Regions from separate parts of the Mus musculus genome. Here region 1 is linked to region 2. A link is a loop called in an ENCODE intact Hi-C map of the cell type or tissue named here. Cell type or tissue: left cerebral cortex. All regions are shown on one strand. Each heading gives the region's core, and the rest is flanking DNA. Links, peaks and the distances in the headings are about the cores only.

Region 1 (2,922 bases), core at 262-2,761, 60 kb before region 2:
ATTTCTTGTGTAGACAACTTGAGTGCATTTTAATTACTCTTTTTAAGCCACATTGTAAATATCAGAGAATATTAAAAGAAAAATTCTAGGGTATTCACAAAATGACCTGGATTAGATCCCATGCCTACTTCATGTCCACACCATTAGGACCTAGCACATCACAAAAGCTCATCCCAACCAGCTCAGACTAGCCCCTCTATAAACCAGAGGTACATGGGGTCTTTAGGTCTTGTCGACTTACAAGGTCTGTAAACACCTTTAGATATCATATGAGCTTGCAGAGCCCACGTCCTTCATTACTAAATTAGGAATGCCACATTCTTTCTTCTCTGCACTGAAAAACCATAGGATTTAAAACTTGAACACCAGTAGCCAACAAATCCTTCAAATTATTCCAAATTTGACCCAGAAATACAGTGAGGGTGCTCTCTACTTCTTTCAGAGGCATTTGCCTTCTTGCTACCATTGACTTGTCTGATACCCATGTGGGACTCCCAGTTTCTTCTCCCTCTCAAAGATCCACACTGGCCTTTGCTACAAGACCTCTTGAGGCTCTTGACCTCTTGCTATAAAAGGTAGATAAAGCTATTTCTCCTTTGGGGGAGTTGTAAAATGTAAAGGACATAAAAGTTCATTTTCCCCAGTTCTAAATTTGAGACAGTCCTGGGCAGCTAGAGGGAGGTGGTGGTGGTGGTGGTGGTGGTGTGTGTATTTGTGTCTAAGTATGTTGAAAGAAAAGTATACACATAGATGTATATGTGTCATGTGTGTCTTGAGAGAAAGGTATGCATATATGTGTGTGTGCCGAAAGCAATGTATACATACATATATTTGTATATGTGTGTTTTAAGAAATGTATTTTTTTCTGGCCAAAGCTATAGAGAACTTACAAATGAAAGCTCAATTTAAAAAATAACTTACTTCTTCCAAGTTGACTAAGTAGAAGCTCAATGATCTGATATTTCTAATATACGCTACAATAAACTGGGTTGATTATGATTCCTAAACATACCCTTTGCTAGAGTCATCTGCCTGCTTATCTAAGTCTGCCTCTGTACATATCCAGTTAGTTTAAATGAGGCACCTTCTGAACCAATGTGTATTCCTGTCATCTCTCTTGAGCTACTTGGGGTCAGACCCAGCCAAATGTTAGGCTCTTTGTGACCCACAGGATTAAGAGTGTGGTGAGAGGAAGGCTCTATTTCTAGGAACTAACCAAAGGAAAACATGGGCCCTGTAACCTGCAATGGAATCTTTGCTAGAGAAAAGAATATGTGAAAACCATAAACAAGATAGAAAATCTGCTGCGAAACCTGCACAGAGCATTCCCCAAAATACATTCTCATTAAGTGCTCCACAGAACAAAACCCTAGAAAGGAAGCACAGTAGCAGCCCATTTTTATATAATGAATCACATTTTTCAATGAGGCAGAACAAGAAATCCGGAAATGACTTTCTTAGATTTTTCAAGAGTAGATCATCTGAATTACATAAAGATAACAATGACTACATTTTCTCAATGAAATTCATTTTGCAATGTCACTTCTCTATGCAGGACACACCCACATTTCTGTCACTGCTTTTATTCTTATTCGATGTTTTCCTTTCTTCTTACTTTGCTTCCCAGTGAAAACTGATTTATTTTTGCACTTTGACCATCCTGCAGTTTGCACCCAGGAGTCACAGGAGCCATCAGACCTAGCCCTGAGAGGAGGCTCATGTTCTCTGCATATGGGTAGGTTTGACTATGAACTCTAGCTCTATCAAATCAAGTACAGAATGAGCATTCTCTGGACCAAAGTCCATATATGGCCAGTCAACAAACACAGCTTCCCCTGTCTCTAGTAAGCAAAGTCAAAGTCCCCTAAAGCCATCACCGAACAAATGGCTGGCCATTCCTCCTATTAGCTGACTATGATAACTGATAAAACAGAGCAGGTTGTGTGCAGAAGTTTATTACTACCTGCTGTCCATGTGACTATAATTATATAATTCAATTAAATATCAGGTAAAGTAGTGAGATTTAAGTTTAACAGCTGTTAATTGCCTTTTCCACCACACAGGAAAAATAATTGAGATATGCAATTGTCCTAGCTGGCCTTCCATTGCTGTGATAAACATGAGCAAAGCAACTTGGGAGAAGAAAGAATTTGTTTAGCTTACTCTTTGTCGTCACAGTCCATCACTAAGGGAAGTCAGGACAGGAATTCAAGCAGAAACCTGGATGCAGGATCTTGAAGCAGAGTCCATAGAGGAATGATCCTTACTAGTTTGCTCCCTCTGGCTTACTCAGCTTCCTTTCTTATATAGCTAAGGCCTCACCTCCCTAGGATGGCACAACCCACAGTGGGTGGAACCTTACTACATTAATTATCAACTAAAAAAAAATGAAGTCTCAATAGATCTGCCCACCTCAACTGATGCTCCCATTTCCCAGATATGTCAAGTTGACAACTGCAGCTGTGACAGCAAGATAATGAAGATAGGAGTTCTCTGTTTCATTGTTTCAGAAATCTCACCCTGTGACTGCAGGGCTCTGTGGCTTTGGGCCTGTGCTGGCACCGTTCTTAATGGTGGAAGCTAGTAATTGAGGATGCTTAGTTCTGATCACATCATGATAGGAAGAAAAGAGAGAACCAGAAGGTGGGAATCTTCAAATCTCTTTGGAAGGCACACTTCAACCATAGAACTTCCATCCACTGGATTCTACCACCCAAAAGCCCCACTTTAGGATGAGATCTTAAACTCATGGGTCTGGGGAACATTCCAGACCCAAACTGAAGTAACAACAAAACAACTGATAGCTGTATGTAAAATACTATATAGCTGGATCTGATAATGACTATTATTTTTATTTAAAAAATATCCTTCCTTGAAGGTCCCAAGCAACTGTAAAAGAGCGAGGATCACTGACGTGGAAAT
Region 2 (2,922 bases), core at 232-2,731:
TTAACTATGCAAAATATAAAGATGCAATATGAATTATGAGGGGCTTCATGAATCTGAAGGAACAAAAGCATGTACACTATGGGCTAGCTTGTCAGAAAGATACAAAGGCAGGCAGATTCCTGAGTTCAAGGTCAGCTTAGGACAGAGCAAGGTTACTTTCCGAGTGTGGTAGAAATGATAATTTCAGGGCAGGGTCCCAACCAACTACCTTACCAATTGTGTTTAACAAAAGCAGACAGATCACTGAATTCTTTTACACTGTTTAAAAAGAAATGTATGCTTGCTCTCTCTTGAGAATCAAAGAGCTGGGGTCAAGGGACCCTGATGCTGATTCACAAGATAATTTAAAGGAAACCTGGAGTAAATGATGGGTTTCATATGTAAAATAAGAGACAGGACCCAAGTTCTGCAAGAGATGAGCTATCCAGAGAATTTTTTAGGATTAAAGAGAACTGCTTGGAGAGCAGAGAGACAGACACAGGCGCACACACACACACACACACACACACACACACACACACACACACACACACAGGAGTGCACACACTCACAAGCTAGCAAGACCTGGACAATGAGATCTCTTAGAATAGCAAGCAAGCAGAACATGGACAGAGAAATCTCCAGAGAGAAAGCAAAGCATAGAGAGAAGTAGACTGGAAAAGCTGGATCAAGCAGAACACAAGTCTTCAACTTGGATCCACAATTTTACTTCTGGTCATTTCTTTTCACCACTCCCAGACACCCCTTCTCTCAGAACCCCTCTCCATGCTGAGGTTGGGTCATGGCATCTCTGGGTGTGTCTATGTGGACTTTTCCAGAGAAGGGTAGTTAGTTAAGAATGGAGAATCTATTTTGAGTTCACTGTCTCTCTAAATGAAATAAATTTCCAGAAAGGAGAAACAAGCTAAGAGTAGACATTCTCTATCTCTATTTTTTAGCTGCTATGGTGGGATTTGTGCTGTTCCACCATGGCCTGTCCACCAAAAAGAAATGACATACCTCAGACGATGAGCAAAAGAAATCCTCCTTCTCTTACATTCCGTTCTGTCATGCATTCTGTTACAGCAACTCATGGGCCAGCTAGCACAGCCTGTCTTAGCCTGTTTTGTTTGCTTCATAACGTTAGTTGATACTTGGTAATGTATAAAAAACCAGAGGTTTGCTTATCTCACAGCTTTGGAGGCTAAAATTTCAAGATTATATTGCCTAATACGAAGAGCATCTCCTGGCCATGTCACAACATGCTGGATGCTGTTCCATTACAAAGGAGCAGAGAGATGGAGGAGAGGAATGAATGAAGGGAGGGACCAGACTTATTCTTTTACAATAACGTGCTCTAGCTAAGATAAACTTGGTTCTAAAAGAACTACATGAATCCCTTCTAAGAACAGTAATCCATGGGCTAATCAACTTTTAAAGATCCCAGTATGTCAACACTTGTACATTAGGGACAAGGCTTCCACCACAAAAACCTCTGGGGCTGAGTCATATAGTAAACAGAGCAGAATCAGGTTGTTGAAATAGAAATATTTTACATGGTATCATTATTTAATGATGATGGGTCAAATGTTTGTACAGATTGCTCTTCTTTTATTGAAAATATAGTTCCTTTTCTACAAAAGCAAACCTTTTTAATGAATCTAGACTGGTGAGGCAGCTCAGCAAACATGAAAACCTGGGCTTGATATTTAGGATCTAGGCAAAAGAAGAAGAGGAGGAGGAAGAGGAGGAAAAATGCCAGCATAGACATACTTAGAATCCCAGTGCTAGAGAATAGAAACGAATCTCTGAAGTTTGCCAGCCAGCCAGTTCCAGGCCAAATGAAAGGTCTTTTCTCAAGAAAATATAGTGAAGGACAACTACAGGATGACATAAAAAGTTGACCTCTGGCCTCCAGATGCACACACACACACACACTCACACACATACATACATACATACATACATACATACATACAAAGAAAAAAGAAATAAAAAATTCAGTTTAGTAGGGTTTGTATGTACACTGACTTGTATAACAACCATCACCATCTAATCTCAGTACATTGTAGTCCCCTCCCCCAAATTAACCCTGTATCTACTGACATTCCTTATTGGGGCCATTAATCTACCTTATGAATTCACCTATTCTGGACAATAGAACTTTACAACACAGTCTTTCATGACTGGATTCTTTTCCTTAGGATAATATCGATAATATCATCAAAGTTTATTCACACTATAGCGCATGTGTGTTGTTACCTGATCTTTAAACACTCAAACAGTATCACATGGACAAACCACACAGAGTTTAACTGTTGATCAATTGATAAACATTGAGGGGATTTCTACTTTTTGACATTATGAATGCCCCTGCCATGGCTACATATTACAAAAATTCTGTGTGGATGTATATTTTGGGGTGTCTTTGGGTATATACCTAAGAAGCATTGTCAGATCAATAGGTTATCCCATGCTTTTCCTTCCAGGGTTCTGTTGAAGAAGTACAAAGCTGTTTTCCACTAGTTTACAAACCATCCAGCAGCGGATGTGGATTCTAGTTCTTCATACCCTGGACATTGCTTGCTGACAGTTATTGATTAGAGATATCTTAATATGTACAAAGTGGTATCTTTTGGCATTTTTATATTACCTTACATTGTGATGAATAATGTGGAGCCTCACAATGTGCTTATTGTCTGTTTATATATCTCTTTTGAGATGTATAATTCAAATGTTCTTACTCATTTTTAAATTAGGTCACTCGTATAAGACTTCATTACACATTCTTCATACAAGCCCCTTATGATCCATATGTACCTTGAACAATTATCTCCCATCCACAGGCTTTTCATTTGACATTCTTGTCCTTTGAAGCACGCTTTTGATGAGATTTAATTAATATATGCTTCTTTGGTCGCTTAACTTGGGTATTATATCTAA

Evidence for each region. A loop is a pair of places that touch in the nucleus more often than their neighbours do. Peaks named below come from ENCODE experiments on the same cell type or tissue, not always from the same donor. Only the 100,000 strongest peaks of a DNase experiment are listed, where the experiment ranks them.
Region 1: a loop joins it to region 2, with 4 times the contacts of the local background. A loop is called at or near these places in 1 of 42 quality-filtered maps.

Annotation. Positions count from the first base shown.
Region 1 is chr11:12,409,868-12,412,789 of GRCm38, forward strand. The region is part of intron 1 of Cobl (cordon-bleu WH2 repeat); the gene reads right to left. Among named protein-coding and RNA genes, the nearest start is that of Gm30596, 27 kb to the left of the region's middle. In left cerebral cortex, for the core only: no CTCF peak of the experiment used is centred there; a DNase peak (open chromatin) is centred at 1,391; H3K27ac peaks cover 257 bases.
Region 2 is chr11:12,469,582-12,472,503 of GRCm38, forward strand. No RefSeq gene overlaps it. Among named protein-coding and RNA genes, the nearest start is that of Cobl, 6.1 kb to the left of the region's middle. In left cerebral cortex, for the core only: no CTCF peak of the experiment used is centred there; a DNase peak (open chromatin) is centred at 1,738.